Linked DNA regions of Homo sapiens: region 1 is linked to region 2. Evidence: chromatin contacts called from ENCODE Hi-C or POLR2A ChIA-PET data. All regions are on one chromosome and are shown on one strand. The core of a region is the stretch at or near the end of the contact, and the rest is flanking DNA. Distances in the headings are between cores, read along the strand shown.

Region 1 (6,393 bases), core at 2,726-5,225, 87 kb after region 2:
TACACAGACATGGAATAAACAGATCTTCAACCATCGAAGGCCATCTTTCCAAAGGCCACTCTGGGCTCACCCTCTCCATCCCTGACTCAGGAATTCACAGGGAGACATCATGGCGGCTGCTGCCCCATGGCATGCTCGCTCCCTTGCGCTCCAAGTTTCACCAGTCTTGTACCTTGTAAAGCAGAAACATGTGGTTTTTTTCTCCCTAGAAATCAGAAATCCCATTTTGAACAAAACAGTTCCGAATATTCTATGTCACTTGACATTGTCCCAAAGCAACTATCAGAGTATTTTCATTTCGCCCACACCCCTTACATCTGCTTTTCCAATTAGTTTTCACTTCTAATTTGCCTTCCCCATTGAGTGCAGGTGCTCACACAACAGGTGCTGTCTAATATTGTGCTTGACAGAGCATCTCTTTTCACATGTTAGCCATGAATGTGGAGTTAGGCTTTGCATCTAATTTTGCCTATGACATCCTTGGTAGTTGAACACAGCTGACTCACACTGGGAGGAAGATATTTTTTGGTTCCCATAGTTTCATCCCTCAAGGATTTCTAAAGTACATTCTCACCAAAAGATCTATCCTGGAGGACTCAGGTCTGAGAGCCATCCTAACAGCAGGTATTTCATGGCAGGCTCTCCTAGGCTTGGTAGGCACGTCAAGGAGGTTTTGTTTAACCGCGTCTTTATGAAGATGTGGGCTGAGAGTCAACCTCTCTGCCCTCCCCATTGCGTTCTGTCATCCAATCTTGGTCATAAGTAATACAGAAAGAAGGGGAGATTTGGCAATTAGCCAGCTGATTTGATTAATATAGACAGATTACTAAATGCAAATGGATTTTTTTAGACACTAAGCCACTCTACCTTGCTAGTCATGTACATCTATCAAATTAAGTGGAACAGTGCCAAGACTCTACTTTATGTTGTGCTGTGAAGGTACAGCCCAAGAAATGGACCAGATCCTGGGTTACTTGAGGTCTGCAGCAAGGATCGGATGATGATTTCAATTCTGGATCCATACTTAAAATTAGGGCATCATTTTTGGGGTTTTGTTTTTTTATTTTTATTTTTTGCCCAAAACTTTCACACTGAGTCTTAGTTGTAAAATCCTCATACAAATGGAATTTTATTATTTTGTTTTTGGGGTTTTTTTTTGAGGTAAAGTTTTACTCTGCCACCCAGGCTGGAGTGCAGTGGCATGATCTCGGCTAGAATCACAGGCGTGTGCCACCATGCCTGGCTAATTTTTGTACTTTTTTTTTTAAGTAGAGACGGGGTTTCTCCATGTTGGCCAGGCTGGTCTCGAACTCTTGACCTCAAGTGAACCACCTGCCTTGGCCTCCCAAAGTGCTGGGATAACAGGTGTGAGGCACTGTGCTCCGCCACAAATGGAATTTTAGAGAGTAGCCCAAGAGGTTAATGGAGCTGCTCTGATTAGCCACAGACAAAACTCTCCCTATCCCCACAACTCCCCGAAAAGTGTATTTTGAAATGCACTAATTTACACAAAATTTATCATTGACCAAATCCAGTCATACAGTCTGTGGGGGTCAGGAAAAACAAGAAGGAAAATAGATGGTGCACTCAAACAAGGATAATGGGAGGAGGTTTTATTTACAAAGGGACCTTTTTCGAAGGCATGGTGAAGGGTAGGGAGCCATGAGGGGTAAGCACGGGAATTCAGGCCAACAGCTGCAAGACTGCCATCCAGCTCCCACCTCCAGGCCTGGCGGGAGGAGGGGAGGGAGACATCGCAGAGCCTGGGAGGGGAGAGAGTCGTGCGGAGCAGGCCACTTTGAGAGGACCATCATGCCTTTTTGTTAATGTGGGGGGAACCAGGAAATAAATATCCCAACCCCTTTCCTGCTCCTTCCTTCCAGTCCCCTGCTGGGCTCCTCATTGGCTAAAGCCAACCAGATGCCAGAAGGCATGGAACCCATTGATGCAAACCGGACAGATCAACTTTATGGGGAAGCCAGCAGAGTGACGTGGAGATGGAGCTGGGGAGCCCACTTGTCTTCACTCTGTCTAGTTCTTCCTTCCCAGTTGCGTGGCGTAGTCTCATGAAGATCTATTGGCTTTCAGCACTGAGTTATTTCAATGGCTTCACAAGAGGCCTTCCCACTTCCATCTTTCTATCACACCATTGTGGATGGTATGATAGTATGATGGTATGATTGTCTTCAAACATCATAGAAAGACAAGGTTGCAAGCTCCTTAAGATGTTCTAGTTTGTCTCACTTCTGATACTTGAACCATGCTAGAACATCTCCATGTGTAATTGTAAAGCCAACACTTAAATCCCTCTTCACCCCAACAGAAGCCGTATCAGCATTGCAGAACTTGAGAGTTTGATAGGTCCCCTGATGTTGAGCTAAAATCTACTTCTCAGAACTTCTCTGTATTGTTCTTAGTTACAGAGATGCAGAGAAAAGCCAATTCTCTCTTTCACACAAGAGCCATTTGCTCATACATCCTAATACCCAGATACCCAGATATCCAGCGACCACCTGCCTGGATATTCCTGCCTGCCCTTCTGAGGAGTAAATCCCAGTCATCTCTCTGCATTCTGCAAACAGGCCAACTGATTGCTTATGGCTTTGAATTGATGTTATTGGCACACAGAAAGCCCACAACAGATATTGCTTAATGAATGAATATATCCTGTAAGTGATTTCTTCTCGGTGATACCCTCCTATTTCAATTATTTAGGAAGCTAAGTAATATGCAACTGCAGCCTGAGGCTCCTGCTGTTTTATTAAACACCGGGACTTGTTATCCTGTAGTGTTATTCCGAACTCCAGTGAATAAGCTTTTCTAAATATTTTTCAAGTCAAAGAATAGACTCTTAGAAAGATTGAGGGGGTCTTAGCCAGACTGGGTGGCTTAAGCAACAGAAGTTTATTGTCTCACAGTTCTGGAAGCTAGAAGTCCGAGACCAAGATGGTGACAGAGTTGTTTTCTTCTGAGGCCCCCTGTGCCTTCACATGGTCTTCCCTCTGTGTCTTAATCTCCTCTTCTTATAAGGACACCAGTCACATTGGATTAGGACCCATGCAAAAGACCATGTTGTAACTTAATTACCTCTTTAAAGACCTTAATTCAAACAAGTTTACATTCTAAGTTACTAGGAGTTCCCAGGGCTTCAACATATGAATTTGGCATGGGAAAGGGAACACAATTCAGTCCCTAACAGAGGGTCACCTAACCTGGTCATTGCTCTAGTGCCCTTGCAGGAATGCCTTCCAAAATATCAGTCATAAAAGTAGCTGCCAGACATCTGCTTGGGTCCTTAAAAAGATGAGGAGTTCACCATTTCATAAGACAGCCCTTTCCTTTGCTGGGCAACTTTGAGTGTTGGAGTTTTTGCACATGTTGATCGAAAACAAGGATCTGTATAATATTCCCTTTTAGTTTGGTTCTTACTCCAAGAAGAGCATTGGGAGTTCTTCCCTCTCTTCTACATGTTAGCTCTTCCTTTATGAATAGACTTCACCAGCCCATTTCAGGCAAAAGAAGATGCCTTGATTGGATCCCCAACCGCAGGCACTCAGTTCTGATAATCTGATTCCCCAATTCATAGATGCTCATTACTGAAAAGCCTACAGAGGAGTTTTTCTCATTCAAAAGTGGAGAGACACATTGCTGGACCAGAATTCTCCTCCCAACACTGCATTTTCCCAGGGTGGCTTCAGTTGGAAAAGACCCCCCTCCCACACATCCCTTAAGGAACCATCCATTCCTGAGTCCCACGCAGGAATCCAGAATCGACATGCCCCTGTGTGTTCGCCAACATTTTCCTAGTGCTTTCATGTTGATGAGAGTTGAATCAATCCCATAAACCTTGGTTAATTCCCTTAGCGACTGGAAGAATAATTAACAGACAGGGCTTTGTTCTTCAGAATAGAGTATCTGCAGCAAGCTCAAACTGCACAGGCAGGCCAAGGTCACGGCAGCTGCCAGCAGATCGCCCACACTCCCAGCCATCATTATCAGCCCTGGGGAGAGCCTCTGACCTGGCAGAGCAGCGCCAAGGCTGGCGTGCATGCAGGAAATCTCCTGCTTCCTCCTGGCCTTAACCAACCTACATACCAATATTTTCCCTCACTTACATTAATTTTAATATCATGACAGTTTAAACATGTTAAAAGCATGGCTCTAATCACAATCCCACTCAAAAGCCTCCAGCGGTTTACCATTGCCTATTGAATTTAGGCAAAACTTCCAACCGTGCCTTTAGTGTTGTGCTGGTTATAATCCATTTGCCTCCCTCCACCCCACCCCATACTCATCCCAGGGCTCTAGGAGGCTGATCTCTGAGGGCAGAATTGCCTGGGCTTTCTCCCCTGTGGCTTCTGGTTGGGCTCAACCAACTGGAAGAAGCAACAAGAGATTGATGGACAAGAAGAGAAAGAGGTGGCGTTTGTCTTGCCCACAACTTCCCTGCTCAGTGCTACTGAGCAGTGACTGGATCCCCTCAAGAGCACAGCCCTGCTGGCTGGCCCCTCCTCCAGGGTTCTGCCCCTTCCTTCCCCAGATCTAGGGGTGAGGGGCTGCTCCCTATTGACACTGTCCCGATGCCTTATTATCTCTTGAGTCCCTTAATGCTGACCACAACCTCTGAATCACCAGTCTCTTGACCTGACTTTTCCTTCTAGAACAAAATGAGGATAAATGCCCCCAGGTAAATGAACCCAATCCACTTCTCCATTCTGCTCTCTGATCTTCCTAACTCGTAGCCTGAACCTCAGTTACACTTTTCTACCCGCTGTACCAAAAGTCATAAGTCTTTCAACTCTGACTGCAGAATAGAATAACTTGAAAAAAAATTAAATATCACTGTCTCAACCCCAGCCTCTGAGATTCTGACTCAGTGGACCTGGAGTGGGGAAGAACTGCATGACTGTGCACCAGCAGAGCCCGTGCCAATGGCAAGGATCTGGCTGGGCAGGGGAAGCCCCCAGCACAGGCATGGCTTGTTTAAAGCACTCCAGGTGATTCCCATATACAGCCACGACTGAGGGCCACTGTCCTATAGATCAGGTTCCCTGCCACTTTGCATTAGCACATGATTTGCCTCCTCTGTGGAATACATCCATCTGTCCTGCCCATCAGCATGTCATGCAGTCCCACCTTCAAAGCCCATCTCAGATGAGCCTTTGCATGAAGCTTTTTAAGTCTGCCCTCAACCCCATCCCAACCAGGTCCACATGTCTGTCCTTTGAAGACCAGTGGCTGTGGGATTTTTTTTCCTCTTTACTTTATATGAGAGTTGGTGACCCAGGCAGCTTTTTCACACAACGGTCTCCAATGATGCTATAGGCATGTACAAGTGAAAGACCTGAGTCCTCTCATCCAACTTCCCACTCAGTGCAGGAAGCGCAGGCTAGGGCGATACTAGGTCAAGTGTCTCTGGTGCCACAGACTTGCATCCTGCCACCACTTTTCCAAATTAAAAAGGCTGGAATTGATTCCAGTTCAAATTCTAAACCCAGCCTCCTTACATCTTCCTAGCTATTTAACTTCACATTCCTTTAAAATGTTTTGTAGAAAATCAATTCTATAATCATGTTGTAGAAGAGCAGTGTTTTGTTTAGCTGTTACATCTGAGTATTAATTAATTGTTACAAATCACAATCAATAAGTACAAATGCTGTGTTCAAAACAATTCAACATTTTCTGTGAAAACCTTGATTTACTTAGTTTTCAGGCCGTACTGCAAATACAAAGAATGTGCTTATTATTTTTTAAAAACAGCTTCTTTGGTTCTGGGAGATGAAGCAATATGACAATTTTTCATGCCAGTCCAGGGCTAGATCCTTCCTCAGTTTAATGGTAAATGAGGCAGCCTCATCATCTTTTTTTTTTACCTTCCTTCTCCTCCTCAAACACTTTATATCCGTCTCACCTTGCACTGAAGCCTGTGTGCTAGGCTCTCATGCCATAATCACAATTAACTGTTAACAGTGAGTGTGAACAGTGGCCACCTGCCCCTCATTAAGGTCCTCCATGCTTTTCTCACTGGTAATAAGTATTCATTCTTCATCACATTGAGGACACCAGCAGTTGTAAGATGCACCATTATTTTCTGTGCCACTAAGGAAGAAAAAAAATCGCTGATAAATAAACTGTGGCAAGCTGTCAACTGGAAGGTGTTGTTGATTGCAGTACACATCACAACGTCAGAGATGTTACTATAGGAAAATATGCATGTGTTGGAATCTATGAAATACAGCATTCCACACCGCTATTGCCTCCTTCCTGTGAGCTCCACAGTGATCCTATTTCTGCCTCCAATTATTGTCTAAAGTGGATTCTGGACACCACAATCCTTAACTGTAGCTGCATCACCATCTTCCTCCTCTTATATCTGTAATATCTCATTAGGTT
Region 2 (7,124 bases), core at 3,033-5,532:
TCCTCCTGCCGTGGCTTCCCAAGGTGCTGGGATTACAGGCATGAGCCACTGCACCTGGCCCCAAAATTTATCATATGAAAAGCCACCATAAACAAAGTGAATAGGCAAGTCACCAGTTAGAAAAAGATTTGCAATTTAGATAACCAGAAAAGGATTAGAACTTAGTATGTGTAAAAAATTCATACAAATCAGTAAGCTATAAACAGGCCAATAGAAAAAATGAGCAAGGGATATAAATGGATAAAACACAGAAAAGAAAAACTGAATAGCCTATATATATGAAAACATGATTATTCACTAGTAATAAGAAAAATGAGTTATTTTAGTTTATACTCAAAAGTATTGATGAAGATGTAGAGAAATGAGAACTCACAAACTGCTGGCAGAAGCGTGAACTGGCTCAAGACTTTGAAAGACAATTTGGCAATAGATGGTTAAGGGGAAGATGAGTATGTATCGTCTACCCGAGCAGTGTTGCTTTCATGGTTCATGCTAGAGAAACTCACACTTGGCCATGATGGCACATGTATAAAAGTGCTCATTGTAGCATTGCTTATATCAGAAGAAAAGGCAAAAATCAAAATGTCCATTAACAGTAAATAGGTAAATTATAGTATATTTATACAGTAGAATACTATACTTATCACACAGGATTAAAAGTTAATTAACTAAAGCAGCATACTTCATCATGAATGAATGTCAAAAACATAATGTCAAGTGGGAGAAAAGCAAGTTGCAAAATTATATCAGTTAAACCAATTATTTAAAATTGGTATATTATGTCTTTTGCAAAAGGAATCTCTTATCTCCTTTAACTCGTAAATCTATGAATCGGTAAGGCTTCTCTTCAAAATGTGATTTTTTCCCCTCCTCATGGATATAAAGAACTTTAAAAAAACCAAACTAATATTGCCCACAAGAGAGAAGCTTATTGCAAGCACCATTATTTTATGCAAACACTATTATATCCTGCTATATCTCATCAAGAATATTTGTGTGTCTGAGGAACATGTCAATATTATCTATAGGAAAAGTATAAAAACATAATCAAGAAGAACATTCACTAACCTCTGCATAGTTAGTTCCTAGTGAGGGAAGGAAGGGAATGACATCAAGAAGCCAAAGGCAATTCGATTGCATCTGTAGTTTCCATTCCTTAAAAAATATCTGAACCTAATTTACTAAATCTGGGTAATGGTATGATGAGAGTATATTATTTTCTGTACTCATTTGTCCTATTTTAAATATTTTTATTAAGTGTCCCAACCTGACTTTTTCTCCTTTCAACTAAGATACTGAAAGGCTTTTTGCCCCAGAACTACTTTTGAAAGGCTTTTTTCAAAAAAAGATACCAAAAGGCTTTTTGGACCCAGAGATATTTTTGAAAGGCTTCTTTAGGCCAGGTACCGTGGCTCATGCCTGTAATCCCAACACTTTGGGAGGCTGAGGCGGGCGGATCACTTGAGGTCAGGGGTTCGAGACCAGCCTGGCCAACATGGTGAAACTCCATCTCTACTAAAAATACAAAAAGTAGCCGGGCATGGTGGTGGGCTCCTATAATCTCAGCTAACTGGGGAGGCTGAGGCAGGAGAATTGCTTGAACCAGGGAGGTGAAGGTTGCAGTGAGCAGAGATTGCACCATTGTACTGTACCCTGGACAGCAGAGTGAGACTCTATCTTAAAAAAAAAAAAAAAAAAAAAAGAAGTAGAAATTCTGAGATGGAAAAGCTTTTTGCCCCAGAGCTTATGCTTTCACATGTCACTATTGCAGCTCCCAGCCCTGTGGGGTTTCACTCTAGGTGTTATCACTTGCTTTGATTATAAGACTCTAAACCACAGCCCTGGGTGAACCCTGGCCCATCTGGCATGAAGACAGAAGACCATCATACAATTGCCAGCCTCTTCTTTTCACTCATCCTCATAGTCAAGAAATATGTGTATGTGTCCACTGCAGCCTGTGTTTGCTCTGCCCCCTCTCTTCACGCCACACTCCCAGCTTGATGTTTGCCAGTTCATGCTTGTGCCAGTTGTTGGCACTTACTCTCTGGCGAGTGTACAGCTGACCTTACTGCCTCTGGCTCCTCCTTCCTGTGCTCTTGCTCTTCCATCCACCAACTTTATTAATACTCTGTTTTATGACCCAGGTTACCGAGGAGACCTCAAATCAGGGTGGAGAAGGTACGTCTGCATACCATGCTCTCCCTCCCCAACCTCTCCTCTGCAGGTCCATAGTCACCTATTCGTGATGCTCCTCAGACATGGCCATCCAGGCGTTGCCCACCTCTCGTTGTTGTGAAATACACTCAATTGCTATCTATTGATACCTATTTTTATATTTTACTACAGTGGCAATGAAAGAATTATTTGGGGGAGGATAGGTAGTAGGAATAGCTTTATTAAAAGAAAAATAAAGATCACAGATTTTGCTGTATACATTTCCAAATTCTTCATCACAGTTTTTTTTTTTCTTCACGAGGATTGGATTGTACTGCATATGGCACTTTGAAACCTGCCTTTTCCCTTTATGATTTATTCTGGGCACCTTTTTTTCAGATCAATGATTTTTTTTCTTTTTCTTTTCTTTTTGTTTTGTTTTGTTTTGAGACAGGGTCTTACTCTGTCACCCAGGCTGAGTGCAGTGGCCTCATCTCGGCTCACTGCAACCTCAACCTCCTGGGCTCAAGCAATCCTCCTGCCTCAGCCTCCCAAGTAGCTAGGACCACAGATGCGTACCACCACACTCAGCTAATTTTTTTTTTTTTTTTTTTGTAGAGACAGGATTTTGCCACATTGCCCAGGCTGGTCTCAAACACCTGGGCTCAAGCAGTCACCCTGCTTTGGCCTCCCAAAGTGCTGGGATTCCAGGAGGTCAATGACCTCAAGCTCCTCTATTCCCAGCAGCACTTCTGAGCTCCTGGCAGGAACATATATTCATGTATAAGCATGAAAAGGGGGGTCCCCAACTCTGCCAAGGGTGGGAGTAGGGAGCCACGGTAGACTCCCTCACAAACACAATTGGAGATGACCAGAAGGCTAAACATTGGTGCCTTTGGCCTTCAAGATACCCTTTAGAAGACAATTATTATATTTTCTTGAGTGTGAATGGAGATAGGATGGGAGGAGCAGCTTCCAGGACCCTGCCCCACGGCAGACCGGCCTCTGCCCTGTGGATCCCAGGACCCTGCCCAACAGCAGGCTGCCCTCTGCCCTGTGCATCCCAAGCACTTTCTCTGTGCTGCCTGGTGTTGCAGAAGTCCTGCCTCGCCATGGACACCGTGGAAATGAACAGGCTTGCTGAGTGACTGGCATTTGCAAAGCTTTCACAAATAACACTAAACACCGTGATTTCCTCAAGATGTTCTGGAGCCCTCAGACTGGGCCCTCTCTGTTGTGGGGTGCTCAATCTTCCCAGGCTCAGGCTGCCCCAGGGGCTGGGCCACGCTGCCCCAGGGGCTGGGCCACGCAGCCCCTATCGTCACCCTCACTACCCAGGCCTCTAGCCTGCACCCTTCCCCTCCCTACACTCCCCACAGGCAGCTCTCATCAAGCAACTGCTTCTCCAAGCGCTTGTGACTAAACCCCAAAGAGGCCTGGAAAGAGGATGTTGGAAACAAGCAGGGGGTGCACTTTGGGGGAGGCGAGGCCTGGGAAGCCGGCACACTTCTATGTGAGTGGAGGCTGTTGGCTGATTGGCCACTTGACCTTTGACCTGAGCCCCAAGGAAAGTGCACCCTCCTCTCTTTCATTTTGTTTATGGCTTCATACAAGCTTCCCATTTACGTGAACATTCTGACAGAAGAGGGCTCTCATTTGGCCAGGTCCTGAAAGCAGAGAATTCTGCTCCTTCTATGGGACCAGCAGCCTCTCTTGCGGGCGTTTGGCTCTGCCTGCGAGGCAGGTGGGCTGCCAAGGCTTCCCAGCTGGGCTTTTCTGCTTTAGATAAGCTGAGATATTTGTGCATGAAACCTTCTGCGATGTGACCCTGCGAAATGCATGCTGCGCCACACCCTTTTATCGTTGTTAATTGAGAGCAGAGTGTTGCTAAACTTACCATGTGATGGATATTTCTCCGTTTTGATATTGCACAGAATGAAGAACATAGCAGACAGATGAAGTAGGCCTGGTGGTGCTCTGAGCAGAACAAATCCTAAGGCCAGGTTAGACTAGCTTTGCACTGTTTCCCTCGTGTCTAGATTTCTGAAGGATGAGTCTTTTGATTTGTTTCTAACCTGCTTAAAAGAGATGGGGAGGCGGAGGAAGCAAGGAGCCGAGGTGCAGCCGGATGCCTCCCAGGATGAATAATGGCAACAAGAAACAGAGTTCTTAAAGCCCAGATGATAAGGGCCTCAGTCTGGGTGTGAATGAACTTGGCCTGACTTCTTTGCTGCCGTCATATGAACCGGAAGGAGACAGCTTAGATAGAGCAAGCCTGCTCCTTCCAGAAGCACGAGGGTCCTGTGGCGGTTTTTGCTTCAAACACCGCAGAACACAGAGCAAACCCCATGACGCCGTCCTTCAACTAAACAGCCCAAAGCAGCAAACTAGAGGTTTCCATTTTTAGTTTGCAAGGGGAACAACTGAGCTTTCATGAGTTGGAATTTGCTAACGTAAATTGAGCCTTTGTAAGAGGGCTGAAATTGACCCTGGAGACGGAAAGCACAGGAAATATTTGCTGTGGTCGGTGGGAGAGGACGCTCCGCAGACAAAGCCGCCTGCTTCTCCCGTCAGGCCTGCCTCCTCTCTAGGCAAATATTGGAGGGATGACTTTTTTATTTGCAGAGAGGATTTGGCTAATTTTGTTTTATTTGTGTACCTTACATTCATGGAGCACTCTGCACAGTCTGTTGGATAATCTCTAATTATTCCTTTCCTCTTCACACCTGTGAGGCCGATGCTCAGCATATTTCAGAGGAAGCTGGCACCAGGGATGAGGGAATCTGCCCAAGCATGAGTCACCTGGAATATTAAACCAGAACCAACACACAAATGATCTGTGCAAAGAGGTCAGCAAAATAAAGGATTCACTGCAATTCATCCTTCTGTGGTCACTGCCGGGCTTTGGGCTCCCATCCCTTCCCGGCCCTCCCATTCCATATCCCTCTTCTGTATTTGCAGGCAGCACCATTGAAGTGTGTTTGACAGACAGAACTACTGTTTTGAATCAACCCTCTGAGATGTCTAAATCAGCCTGTCAGACTTTGCTCCCTCTATCACGTTTCCCAAGAAGAGGATCAGAGATAAAGAGAAATATGGAAATTTGGAGTAAAAGGTGAGTCTAGAGAACAAGAAAAAAAAAATGTGCCTTCAGAGACTACAACAAAGGAACCCAACAAAATATAGGACAATCTGGTTACTATGTTGAAGTCACAAATGTGAAGAAAATAATATACCAAAACGTTTCAGAAAAATCCAACTACTATAGCCAAGCGAATGACACATTAGTGACATAATGAACAATTAGAATTAAAACTTTTTAAAGTGTCGTAAAAATATTTCTTTATTGTTTAAAAATGAGATTTCAAAATGTTTCCAAACCTCATCAGTGAAGGACATACCTACATTTCTAACCCAGATGAGGTTTTTGAAATGTGGAATATAGAAGCAGTCCCTTTAAAAAGAAAAAGAATGCCTTTCATGCTGGATTTGTACAATTTCCATATGTTTTAGTAATCAAGAAGTACAGAATCCCTTGAAATGTGCAGAGATTCAAGGCTAGAGCCAACATAGCATTCAGAGTCTTAAATAAACATATAATGTTTGGGAAAGCAATATTCTGGATGTTAATTTTCAATCTCTAGGTATACCTGTCAGTCTTTAAGATGGAAACTTCTGCTTGTCAGAGTTTGAGGCCTCTGTGAACTTGCAGGGGGTGAGTCCTGGCTTGGCCCACTCACCGATCCCCAAACACTGGCGAGGAAGAAACTGAAACAGCTGTAACCACTCACTTAAATATACCATGGCATTCGTACAAATGATCGTCGACTTTGAACCCAAGAGCTGGGGTCCAATAGGAAGACAACTCCAAATCAGGCCTTAAAAACCTGGTTTCAGAATACACATTGCTGCCTTGCCTTTGTGGGTTTGTTTATTCGGCAATTGCATGTTAAGGAAGTGGGAGTAGAAATCACTTATTTGGACACTTATTAAGCTGGTCAAATTCTCCTAATTCTAGAATCTGAAGTACAGCATCTGTGGAAAAATACAGGGGATGAGATTATAGAGACAGAAACCAGCCTGTATAATGCTAAGACTTTCTGTCTGGGGGTGCTAGACATGTGAGCCCACCACCCTCCCCAGCTAGGTTCATTTTTTTTTTTTTTTTTTTTTTTTTTTTCTGAAAATTGCTCAGTTTCCAGCTTAGAAAAGATTGGACATAACATGGAACCTTAGATCTTTAGCCAATAACCATGTTTATAGGTGCTGAGGACCTGAGATCCTGCCTAGTTAGAAGCAGATCTCAAGCACTCACGATGGCCATCAGGGATGAGGTGGTCCAGCTTGATTCTCTTCTGGAAACCACAGACATAAATAGTATAATCTAAACACTAACATACCATGAATCATGGTTTATATTTTTAAATATTATTTGCAAAAATATAAAATTGAAGTAAATTAGTTGCCCCATTGGTGAGCAAGGCTGTCTTAGAGCAGGCACGCAAGATTTCTAAGTGGACTATTTCAGGCCATGACAACCTTGCCCTTGAACATGGTCAGAAAGCCCAGGCTGTGCTTTTCATAAATAAGATTCATGTTCTTTATTCTGGAACCTAGCACTGTGCCTGGCCCAAAGCTGGTATTCAATAGCTATTCATGCAGCTAAATTGGGGAGCTTCTTAGCTGGTCTAACTTGTTCACCGTTCATTCTGTACTTTGCTACGATGTTAATCAGCCTGATACACTACATACAAGAAGGATGTGAACCCAATCGAGCCCCAAAGCCCTTGTTTCAGGCCTTAGAACCTACTGTTCTTTCTTATGTATCCCTTCATGAATTCTACAATGGCCTTCTGAGAATCTTCTATGCACCTATAGTAGCACCTACTGTATTACTTTTTATAGTGTAATTGTGTCTCTTTTTTTTTTTTTTTTTTTTTTTGAGACAGAGTTTTGCTGTTTCTGCCCAG

The links. A loop is a pair of places that touch in the nucleus more often than their neighbours do. ChIA-PET counts read pairs that join two places held with the same protein, here RNA polymerase II (POLR2A).
Region 1: a loop to region 2 is called in a map of cardiac septum, with 3 times the contacts of the local background. The contact joins the enhancer-like site here to the promoter of LINC02946 in region 2. A Hi-C loop is called at or near these places in 2 of 168 maps with a recorded cell type or tissue (cardiac septum and psoas muscle). POLR2A ChIA-PET finds 5 or more read pairs at or near these places in 3 of 52 experiments (BJ, WTC11 and activated naive CD4-positive, alpha-beta T cell).

The regions. Positions count from the first base shown.
Region 1 is chr2:105,694,041-105,700,433 of GRCh38, forward strand. No RefSeq gene overlaps it. Among named protein-coding and RNA genes, the nearest start is that of NCK2, 48 kb to the right of the region's middle. RefSeq lists an enhancer at 1-118 and a silencer at 4,788-4,967. Within about 2 kb of position 3,976, at least 3 of the 41 ENCODE cell types and tissues checked have a DNase peak (open chromatin) inside an H3K27ac peak, as active enhancers do.
Region 2 is chr2:105,606,277-105,613,400 of GRCh38, forward strand. LINC02946 (long intergenic non-protein coding RNA 2946) reads right to left here and starts at 4,283. Exons shown (of 4, transcript NR_038891.1): 1 at 4,052-4,283. It overlaps LOC107985929 (a long non-coding RNA gene), which reads left to right and starts at 4,873. Exons shown (of 3, transcript XR_001739626.2): 1 at 4,873-5,003; 2 at 5,116-5,269.